Regions from separate parts of the Mus musculus genome. Here region 1 is linked to region 2. The links are chromatin contacts, found by POLR2A ChIA-PET in ENCODE. All regions are on one chromosome and are shown on one strand. The core of a region is the stretch at or near the end of the contact, and the rest is flanking DNA. Distances in the headings are between cores, read along the strand shown. Region 1 holds the start of Ehbp1l1 (EH domain binding protein 1-like 1). Region 2 holds the start of Cfl1 (cofilin 1, non-muscle).

Region 1 (5,335 bases), core at 2,673-5,172, 240 kb before region 2:
TTTTGGCATCTCACCTTTCCATGGTCTTTTCTACCTGAATGGTGAAGTTCTGCATTCAGGACAAGAAGTAAATGGCAGAGGGATAAGTGACACCTTATTCCAAGGACTGACCTCAGTCTTCCCAAAGGCTGGGCCACTAATCATTGTCTCTGACCCAGTACCCCCTTTCCTCCACTTGAGTGCCATTTGAAGTTTCAGTCCCTTTGGTGGCTTCCTTTCCTTCCTTTAACCATCCTGACTCTACCATCTTTCTCCATCTTCTGGCTGCTAGGATGTTGACAAATTGTGGGGAGGGGCAGTGATGCACTGTAAGAGTCAGGCACAGTCTTACCTTCCTACCCCAGACTCGGGCCTCCCACATCCCCGTGCTTTTAGAATCCTTCCCTTGGGAGAGGACACATTGTATAGGAATGAGGCAGCAAAAGGTCGCCAAAAAACCGTTTCTGACCCTTTCGGCCTCCCCTGTCCCATCCAGTTCTTTGATGGGTTTTTCGCTCCAGGGTCATCGCCGCGTTAAGAGAGGCCCCGCCCATGCAGGGGGGTGGAGCATAGGCGGAGTCCTAGGAGTCGGGGACGGAACAAAGCACGGCCTGCGGGCGGTGGCTGAGATCTCTCCGGAGACCGGGCCACGGAGAGCTGGTTCTCTGGGCAACAGCCCGCTGAAAACGTAAGAGGGGTCCAGGCGGCATCGTGGTCCACGCCTGCCTGGCTATGAACGGGCTGCCCGCGACTGAGGCGCCGGGCGGCGCGGGCTGCGCTCTGGCCGGGCTCCCGCCGCTACCGCGCGGCCTCAGCGGCCTTCTTAACGCTAGTGGGGGCTCGTGGAGGGAGCTGGAGCGTGTCTACAGCCAACGGAGCCGCATCCACGACGAACTGAGTCGTGCCGCCCGCGCCCCGGATGGTCCTCGCCATGCCGCTGGATCTGCTAACTCAGGTTCTGCAGCGGGCCCGCGCCGCCCGGTTAACCTCGACTCTGCACTAGCCGCGCTGCGCAAGGAGATGGTGAGTAGGTGGGCGCCTCGCCAGGGTAGTAGCTCTGAAGAGGGCAGAAATAAGTCTGGGATCCGCTTCCTCATCTCAGGTCCAGCAGGAAGCATCTGGTCACGGGGCTTTAGGACAGCACTGATAGTAATGTGTAGCAATTGTTGCATTTTTAAAAACTTGCCTGATTTCATCTTGCTGGACAATGTTACCCCATTGTATAAATGAGGGCCAAGGACTGGCTGGAAGGTTTCACAGTTGGCAAGTACCATCTGTTCTCAGAACTTTCACTTAAAGGTGCAGGAAGATTGGATAGGGTTGTCGTCCACGGTGGGAATTCTGGGGGTGGCCCGGACCCCCAACTCCAGCCCACTGTCAGTTGTCTGTAGGTGGGGCTGCGACAGCTGGATATGTCCCTGTTGTGCCAGCTGTGGGGCCTGTACGAGTCGATCCAGGACTACAAGCATCTGTGCCAAGACCTGAGCTTGTGCCAGGACCTGTCATCCTCTCTGCACTCGGACAGCTCCTACCCACCTGATGCCGGCCTGTCTGATGACGAGGAGCCTCCTGATGCCAGCCTGCCCCCAGACCCTCCACCCCTCACCGTACCCCAGACTCACAATGCCCGTGACCAGTGGTTGCAGGATGCTTTCCAAATCAGCCTTTGAAAGCTGAGGTGGATAGGAACGCACCCATACAAAAGGCTCAAAACTTGCCCTTCAGCAAGTCCTTAGTCTACAGTGCCTGCTCTTTTACCGGTACCACCTCACCTCACTTCAGGAGGGCAAGGCATTATACCCATCAGGCAAAGCGGTCAAGATTGCAGCCTGTGCCCAGTGTCCTGGGCTTCCACTTCTCCCACATGTGTGCACCCTAGCTTGGCCAGCCCTTAGTCTGACTGTGGGGCCCAAAGCGTCTTGCACTCCCGTTTGCATCTCTGGGACTGGGATGAGTGCCTAGCTCTCATCTCTTTTTCGTCTTTTGCTGCCTCTTGCAGCTGCTGGCTCAGCGGCATCCCTACCAGTGGCCCCAGGGGTTCATTGCCTGGGACAAGGGCTCCAGAACCCACCTCTGTAGCCACCCACGACCAGAAAGGCTAAGGTCTTTATGCTGGATATTTAAGTTTAGCGGCCAGTTCCTGGGCGGGAAAATAAATAATTTCAGCATTGTATTGTGATTGCCTGGTTAATTGGTACTGGGTTGGGGAATAGTTTTCTGGCAAGTGTAGTCTACGTTCTGCCGGCAGGTGGCGCCCAAGACCCCCTAGCGAAAGGCTTAATGGGCGTGAGATGCGAATCTTCCCTCTTGCGGGCAAGGTTGGAAGCTGGCCCTGCAGCAATATGAAAGCGGTCAAGTCTTTTCCCCTTGGGCTCTACGTTTTCGAACCCAGCATGCCCTTCCGCCTTGCTTTGAGCCTTTTGGGAAGGAAGGAGCCGCCCATCTTGAGGAGAGAAACTTTCCACCTCCCGTGCTGGGAGGAGTTGGCACAGGAAATGGGTGGGCCGGAGCTGCCTGACCCAGGGGCCCATCCCCATGAATAGGGAAAGGTCCAAGAAGAGTCTTAGAGTTGGTGCCCCGTGAGCTGTAGGGATTGCTGGGAAGGAGGGGTGTGGAGGCCGAAAGGAGTAAACAAGTTTCAGTTTGTAGACAAGCCTTGGAAGGGAGGGAGATGGCAGCCGGGCTCAGAGCATCGTTTCGCCTGGCTCAGGCCCCTGTGCTGCAGTCTCAGAGCACCCAGCCTACCCCGAGACAGCACGAAGGACCTGTAGGGTTGCACATAAACTGCTTCCGTAGAGAGGAAGCAGAGGACCACAGCGATATGATAGACAAAACTGGGTGTTCAGCCCACAGGAATAAGCCTGCACATTCTCAAAGTTGCACCCAAGCATCCTCATCCCCACCTCCTACCATAGTCACTTGCCTGCTGAAGATGCCGATAGGCTAACACGCCTGCAAGACCAGACATCCTAACCAAATTGAGGGTTACCAGGCAGGTGACACGTTGATGTGTTGCTCCAGGCCATCTCTCTAGCTGGGTATAAAACACCTTGCAAGGCTCATTACAGTGTGAATTGGATGTGTGAGCGATAAGGAGTCTAATCTAGGTGTTAACACAGCAGCTAACGCCCCAGGGACTTCCCAGGGGAGGAGCAAAAACCACCCATGTACATATTTTCTCTAGTTCTGATAACGGATTGCGCGTAATGAGACAAAATCAGCCCAGCCCTAAGCCAACCGCTTTCCCCATCTTCAGACTTCAATGACATACATAAAAGATAGAACTGTAATTGGCCCCATTTAACAGACTTCAAAACTGAGGCGCAGAGTGTGTGCTTTGTTCAGGGTGGCACTCTTTAGTAAAAACTAGTGAGTTTGAGGCCAGCCTGATCTACAAAGTGAGTTCCAGGACAGAAAAACCCTGTCTCGGGGGGGGGGGGGGCACCAGACAGACAGACAGACAGAACCTTTCACTGCTTGTGAGATGTGAGGATTGTTTTCCCTTGTGCCATATGAGGAGTCAGGTTTGGAGACTCTAGGTATATCTCACCAAGGCTGGCTCTGGGGCTCTGCATGGGTGCTAACAAGAATCTCCCACCCCAGAGTTAAGAACCGTTAACTCTGGCTCAGTGGACGGTTCTTTTCCTTTCTAGGTCTCTACTTTACAAGCTTGGGAAATGGGGTACCAACCAGTACCAAGGTTGCAGATATAAGGGAGACAGCAGAGGCAGCTCTTTTGGAGGGTGGCACCAAGTTGAGGGCTGCCACCTCTTGGAGCTCACACGTCACCCTAACCCCATTTGACTCGCGGGCGCCCATCAAACCGGCTTTGCGATCGGTACTCATTCCTTCCACCCCCGAACCGGGTACCCGGGTGTCCAAGTCCGGACGCTAGATCCCGGAAGCAGGGTCGCCCCGCCCCGCGCTGCAGCCCCGCCCGCCTTCGGACGCGGGGCGAGGGGGGGGGGTGCGGCTCCAGGAAACGGCGCGCTCGCTACTCTTGAGCTGAGACCAGCTCGACGCGCCGCGACGGCCCCGCAGACTCAGCCAGCCCACCAGGCGGACCCCGGGCAAACTCAGCCTAGGTCTAAACCTCAGACATATCTACACGGACGGGGCGGACAGATCCGGTGACAAAGAAAAGAGCTCCAGAGACCATGGGGACCCTGGCTGAGCCAGCAGTGGTGGGCAAGAGGGAGTCCCAAGCCTGAGAAGAGATCCGGCAGAGTTCCTCAGGCCATGACTTCAGTGTGGAAGCGCCTGCAGCGGGTTGGCAAGCGGGCCGCCAAGTTCCAGTTTGTGGCGTGTTACCATGAACTGGTGTTGGAGTGCACCAAGAAGTGGTGAGTAGAAGCGGGGCCTGAGGGAGTCCCCTAAGACTGATGTGGGACTCAACTTAGTTTGACTCGTTTGAACCTGGAAAAAAAATCCTCTCAAGTCTAAAGGCTAAAGGGGTTCCCATCCTAGGTATTCCAGACACTGAAGTGCCTGGCAGGTTGGGGGGACTCCTGTTGTGGAGAACCTTGTGGGGGTCAAGACTCGGTGGCTTTGGGAGAATCAGCCTGGGCCCACATTAAATCGGCTGTGGTCAGGACTCGGGGAGAAGCCCTCAAGCCAAGGACAGCGGTCTAGGGTAGCAGTGGAAAACGGAACAAGATTTTAGGGCTCCAGGGGGCTTTGGGTGGAAAAGACTTCATGGTTCCTAGTCCAGTTCAGGGTGAAAATGTGGCCTTCTCTTTTTCAGCCCCTCCCCCTTCAGCCAGAGTGGGCCCCAGAAGCTGGTGCTGTCTCCACAATGTCCTTAAAAGGGGAAACTGAGCTTGGATGGATAACAGGGAGGCGGGGAGAGGCTTAAAGGGGCCTGAAGTCCTAGGAGCTGGTGGGTTCAGGAGAGGGTCCGTGGAGGGAAAGAGAGTTGGGTGAGGGGACGACTTGCAAGAGAGGACAGGTCTTGTATTGGACTGTCAAGGGCCCCTGGGGGCATCTGGCTCACATGTCCCCACCGGGCAGCTGCCCAGGCCCCTGCGTCACACCCTAAATATATGTGCTCACCGGTGTCAGCTTCCCTTGGCTGGATTAGGGCACAGCTGTGGGGGCCTCACAGGCCAGGCAGGGCTAAATATAGACTCCCAAGGGGGAAGAGCTGGGGTAGGCCGGAACCATGGGGTCTAAGGAGGCGAAGGAGCAGAGGCTGGGGTCTTTGGGGGTAGCACCATTAATCATCAGCCTTGAACATGCTGAGTGTACCCGGAGGCCCTTTATACCGTAAAGGGTAAGGGAGCGTAAGAACTAGTTAGGCTAACACAGCAGAGCTAGCACTTGAACTCTGGCCTCTGGCTCCTGCCCCAGCACGCTG
Region 2 (5,542 bases), core at 1,214-3,713:
CCTCACTGGAAGGGTTGTTACAACCCTGGCACCCCCCACACCTGGAATAATTTCCGTTAAGCTCTGAGAAAGGGAACCAGAGGCAGGCAGAAGAGCCTGAATACGGAGCTCACCAGAAGATGAACACCAGGTCCTCCTTCTTGCTCTCCTTGGTCTCATAGGTTGCATCATAGAGTGCATAGCGGCAGTCCTTGTCTGGCAGCATCTTGACAAAAGTGGTGTAGGGGTCGTCCACAGTCTGCCCCACATCTCCTACCAGGATCTCCTTGCCCTCCTCCAGGATGATGTTCTTCTTGTCCTCACTCAGGCAAAAGAGCACCGCCTTCTTGCGTTTCTTCACTTCTTCTGGTGTTGAAGACTTGCGAACCTTCATGTCATTGAACACCTTGATGACACCATCAGAGACAGCCACACCAGAGGCCTGAGGGACAAATCAAAAATACGCCTTGTAAGGGAAAGGATTCTGGGGTATTCTTTGCAGTTACAGGAAACCTCAGTCAGAGTAACAAACACACTTCTCAGCCCCACACAGATTAGTAATGTCCCTGCAGACTTTTTTCCCTATCCAATTCATCATCTAAGAACTAGTTAGGACAAACCTCCTGCAAGGGAGAGATCCAATTATCTAGTTCAACATCCCCATAAATGTTAGAACAGTACTTATTAAAAAGAAGACCTTAGCCAAGAGTGGTAGAACACGCCTTTCTCTTAGTCTGAAACCAGTCTTAGATCTATAGAATGAGTTCCAGGACAGCAGGGGCAATGCAGAGAAATCCTGTCTCTTAAAAAAAAGCCAAAAAGAAAACAAAAACTTGCTGAGTTGTGAACACCAGATTCAAAGAACCCGAAAGATACTGATTAAAATGCCAGCATAGGATAGATACAAAACACCAAACTCCTGGGCCATAGTCTCATCTCCAGGAAAGAGAATCAGAACACCAGAAATTCACAGACACCAAGAGCTGCTCGGTAGTTTATTGCTCATTAGAAATGCAGTCATTGTATAAATGACACTCTTTCCTGCCGAGATCTCCCATACACAAGAATTACAACCCTTAATTAAGGCCCTGCTGGACAACTCCCTGTCATCCAAGAATGGTGAGTCCTTTAAAAAAAAAAAAAGACTGACAAATTAATAGGTCAAACTGTGATGCCCCAAATCGCCGAAAACTTTCTGCTTTGTACGGCCCTGGGGGACGACCCAATCAGAAATCTACAACCAACCCTCCCCACCACCACCATGGAACTGCAGAGGAAGCTAGCCACGTGATTCACCCGCTTCCGGAGTAGGCGGAGAAAGATTGGACTAGGTTCAGGGCCTCCCCAAGAGACACTCGTAGCCCAGAGGCAGCGAGGCGGCCGGACCTCAGATGTCTCAACGCCTAAGGCTCGCCTTTAGGAATAGGCGTAAACGCAGTCAGCTGGAGAGGTAGCTCTGGCCAGTCTCACTCCAAAAAACAGTTTCCCGTGCCCTCAGGCTAAGCATAAAAGCTGGTGGCTTCCGGGCGGTACCCGCCTCGGTCACTTCCCTAAACGCGGCTCCACCCTCGGCCCCATCCGGCAGAGCAGCAAAAGGCCTAGCTCGGCTAGAGCTGCAGCCGGGATGGCAGGGCCCAAGCATGTGCGCACGCGCTGTTCTAGCTCTAGCCCGAGGTACAGTGACTACAGAATGGAGTGTGTAATCGCTCTTTCTAGAAGTGGGGCGATAGCCTGTACAGGAACCCACTCCGTGACTCGTGTTGCAAGAAGGCTCCAGAACCAGCGTCTCAATCAGGTTCCCCGATGCCTCAGCATCTCCCAGAGCCACACCGCGGCCGCCCCCGCCCCGCCCTGACGGCGGAATCCCTGCCACCTGCTGTGGAGACCAACCTAGCCGCAGAGGGAGGATGATGCGGGGAAGGGAACAGCCCTTGGGTGGGGCGCGCGCCGACACCTCGCGCGCTTTTCCCTAGCGGCCCCGGGCCAGGGTTTGGATGCCGCGTGCTCTGGTCCAGCGCGCGCCATCGAGAACCAGCGAGCGTTGCCCGAGGCCCCGCACACTGGACCCCTCCCCCACGGCCAGTGGCCGCGCTGGCGCAAAGGCAGGATGGGGGAGGGGAGAGGAGCCAGGGGGCGCGCGAGCGACGTCCGAATCGGCCCTTCCCAGCGCCCGGAGGCGCGCACGCGCGGCCTGCCCTTCAATGAGACCCTTAATCTCGCTCGGGGTGCTGGGGGATGGGATACCAAGACCGCTTCTCTGCCGCCCCCACCCCGCCCGGCGCGCAAGCGACGGATCACGAACCCACTTCCCTCGGGCGCAGTGGCCTAATGCTCACCATGTTTCCGGAAACGAAAGGGAGACAGAAAGAGCAACTGAAGACCTGAGCCGCCGCAGCTGCTGCCGGGATCCGACTGAACGCGGCCTCTCCCGGCCCCTTCCGTTTAGTAGGAGCCGCACAATGAGGGGCGGGGCGGCCTTCCGGCGCTTGCCGCGCGGGCCGACGGGAAGTGAAGTCCGAGGATTTTGCACCGAAATAGAACTAGCTGCTACCGGGTTCCGCAGAGCTTGAGGCGCAGAGTAGGCGGAGGCCGAGAGGCGTGGGCTGTTGCACGGAGAGTGAGCCCATTGGTGCAATGGACCAAAAAACGCTCTGAGCCAGAGGCCCATCGTTTGATAAAAATGACCTGAATATAATTCTCTACTTTCTTTATCCCAGAAATTAAGTGGTTTTTTGTTCTTTATGGTTCCTGAAAAAAGATTTTGAATCATCAGCTTGGGATCCTCTCTCACAGAAAAGAGAATCGCCAAGTATAACGGTGTCTTCAAGCCAATAGAAATGCTCCCGTGGAGTAAAATTTCAACAAATAGGATTTTTTAAAAAACAGGAAATGCTAACATAAAAAGTTTGAGAGCTTTGGCGTTGTCTAAAGACGTTTGGCAAATTGTTAGATCAAACGTAATTCATGGGGGAAGGGTGAAGAGTTGTGCACTAAAAATTTCCTTATGGCCGGGCATGGTGGCGCACACCTTTAATCCCAGCACTCGGGAGGCAGAGGCAGGCGGATTTCTGAGTGCGAGGCAAGCCTGGTCTACAAAGTGAGTTCCAGGACAGCCAGGGCTACACAGAGAAACCCTGTCTTGAAAAATCAAAAAACAAAACAAAACAAAACAAAACAAAAAAAAAACTTCTTTATGTTTCTTTTACGATACAGGAAAAGGAATACTTCAATTTAATTCCAGAGTTGATAGGTTTATGATCATTTTAGCACAAAGACTGAAGAGAATCTATATGAAAGCAAAAGTTTAAAATAAACTGGGGTGGGAACTCCAGGAGAATTTCTCTGACCTGAAACAATGACCATGGCCTTAGAAAAAAAGGGCAAAGTCGCAAACAACTCAGAGGCAAAGGAAACCGGGGCCCTTGACCTCCCCAAGCTGAATAAAGGGTGTAAAAGAGGAGCTTCCCCAGGAGCGAGGCAGCACGCAGAGGATGCCGGGGGTTGTAGTCAGGGGATTGTAGTCAGACTGCACCCGTGGGCTACACTGCGGGAGCTCCAGGTGACTGCACCCGTGGGCTACACTGCTGGAGCTCCAGGTGGAGGCCGAAGCTTGACCCCCTTCTCTCCCAAGGGCCCCTCCTAAGGAGAAGGCTGGCTCCACCTTTTTCGAGACTAGCAGTTTCCCAGAGCAACGGGGGGAGGGGCCACGCAGTTACCCTGGAGACGCACTCCTTCCGCCCCTGGTCGCGGGATGCCCTAGATGTCCTTATTAGGGCATAAGCCTCCAGAGGGCGTGCCCAGTCCAAGCGCCAGCTGCAGGCTCCTTATAAGGCTGCTTGAGGAAAGAGGCGGGTGCACAAAAGCTAGACTGAGAAGAGGGTCTGCGAATTGGGCTCCCGACGACTTCCGGAGTGACAGCGTGACAGCTGAAGACCGTGCGTTGTTCCAAACACTGAAGGGACCTCTATGTTCTATTGAGCCCTGTGTCCCTCAGCTTGAGACATCCCTGCCCCAGCAAGGTTCCCACCTTCATCCTCCCTGAGGCTCCTTCACTTTTAATGAGCCACAGAAGCGAAGTGTCTAACTAGCATCCCCGGGATCCAACCATGTGCCCACATTCGAACTCTCCACCTTCTAGGATACACCTCTTATTCCTCCTTGAAAGGGAGGAATTAAATACACATCTTCGCCATTCACCTAGCCTGAGTCTTCTGTGCACAAATATCCCCGACTTGGCACATTTCGAGATCTTTCTGCTTCTGCCTTAGCTTTATTTCATTCCTTGTACCCCTTTAAGATGTCCCTCCCACAAATATTCTTGGACTTGTGTCCGTCCCTCTCCTCCACTTTTCTTAAGCCCTCTTTTTCCCAGCCTCTTCTACGATAGTGAGCCTGAAATAGCCTTATGAGACCTTGAAGCAAGCCAAGTTCAGGTTTCTGAGTGTACCCCCACACCGGCCCTCCCAGTCACAGGGGGCGCTGTCCTCCTTTTTAACAGTCAGTACACAAAAAAAAAGAGTCTGCTCTCGAATTTTTGGGTGAGAGGAAAGGGTGGGTCAAAGCTCCATGGCCTGGGTGGGGCCTGTCCAAAAGGCTGGTGCCGGCGGGCGAATGGGGGCGGTTCTAAGGAAAGGCCGTGCAAACCGAGCTAGCCTCTTACTGCATAGTACATGGCGAAAGGAGGTCATTCCATGAGCTGGTGCCCTGCTAGGTTGGAGAGACCCTACCCTCAAACAAGTGTTCTTATACCAACTGAATTGTCGCGATCCTAGTCTCAGGGGTTTTTTGAGACTCTGAAGGAGCCAGTCTAGTTCTTATGGCGGAGCCGGTCCGCCTGGGCCGGAAGCGTCCGCTGCCCGTTTGCCCCAACCCGCTCTTCGTTCGTTGGCTGACCGAGTGGCGGGACGAGGCAGCCAGCAGGGGGCGCCACACGCGTTTCGTGTTTCAAAAGGTGAGTCCCAGCTGTTTCTGGTGACAGTGCTCTGGCAGAGTCAGGTGATCCGTGAATCCTAGTTTGATAAGCTCTCTTCTCCCTTGTGTTCGCCAGGCATTGCGCTCCCTCCAACGGTACCCGCTACCATTGCGCAGCGGGAAGGAAGCCAAGATACTCCAGCACTTCGGAGACAGGCTCTGCCGCATGCTGGACGAAAAGCTGAAGCAGCACCTAGCATCAGGCGGTGAGCACCTCAGGGAGTTGGTGTCTCCTAAATTTCTTAGGTGCAGGCTGTGTCTACTCTGGCTTCAAATTACCCCCTCACAACGTGGTTGCTGTTCGACCCACGACTAGTGATTGTTGATGCTCCCTAAGCCTCCTGGTTCTCAACGAACAGAGCTAGCCGCCTGAGATTGGTGGCATTGTGAAACAAGTCTGTAACCATTTAGGAGGTGGGGGTAGAAGACTCAGGCGTTCAAGAGCATTCTCAATTTCATAGTGAGTTCGAGGCTAGCCTGGGCTATCTGAGACTATCTCCAAAAAAAAAAAGTGACATGGGTAGGGCATGGTGATTTGTACTTTTAATCCCAACACCCAGAAGAAGCAGGGGCAAGAGAATCTTTGTGAGTT

The links. ChIA-PET counts read pairs that join two places held with the same protein, here RNA polymerase II (POLR2A).
Region 1: POLR2A ChIA-PET joins it to region 2 with 10 read pairs in Patski. The contact joins the promoter of Ehbp1l1 here to the promoter of Cfl1 in region 2. POLR2A ChIA-PET finds 5 or more read pairs at or near these places in 4 of 5 experiments (Patski and embryonic stem cell).

Annotation. Positions count from the first base shown.
Region 1 is chr19:5,724,904-5,730,238 of GRCm38, reverse strand. Ehbp1l1 (EH domain binding protein 1-like 1) reads left to right here and starts at 3,922. Exons shown (of 19, transcript NM_053252.3): 1 at 3,922-4,322. The coding sequence starts at 4,219. Fam89b (family with sequence similarity 89, member B) reads left to right here and starts at 573. Exons shown (of 2, transcript NM_181452.2): 1 at 573-1,002; 2 at 1,371-2,152. The coding sequence starts at 712. The coding sequence ends at 1,649.
Region 2 is chr19:5,487,376-5,492,917 of GRCm38, reverse strand. Cfl1 (cofilin 1, non-muscle) reads right to left here and starts at 2,463. Exons shown (of 4, transcript NM_007687.5): 1 at 2,316-2,463; 2 at 114-421. The coding sequence starts at 2,318. It overlaps Mus81 (MUS81 structure-specific endonuclease subunit), which reads left to right and starts at 4,539. Exons shown (of 16, transcript NM_027877.4): 1 at 4,539-4,930; 2 at 5,027-5,156. The coding sequence starts at 4,796.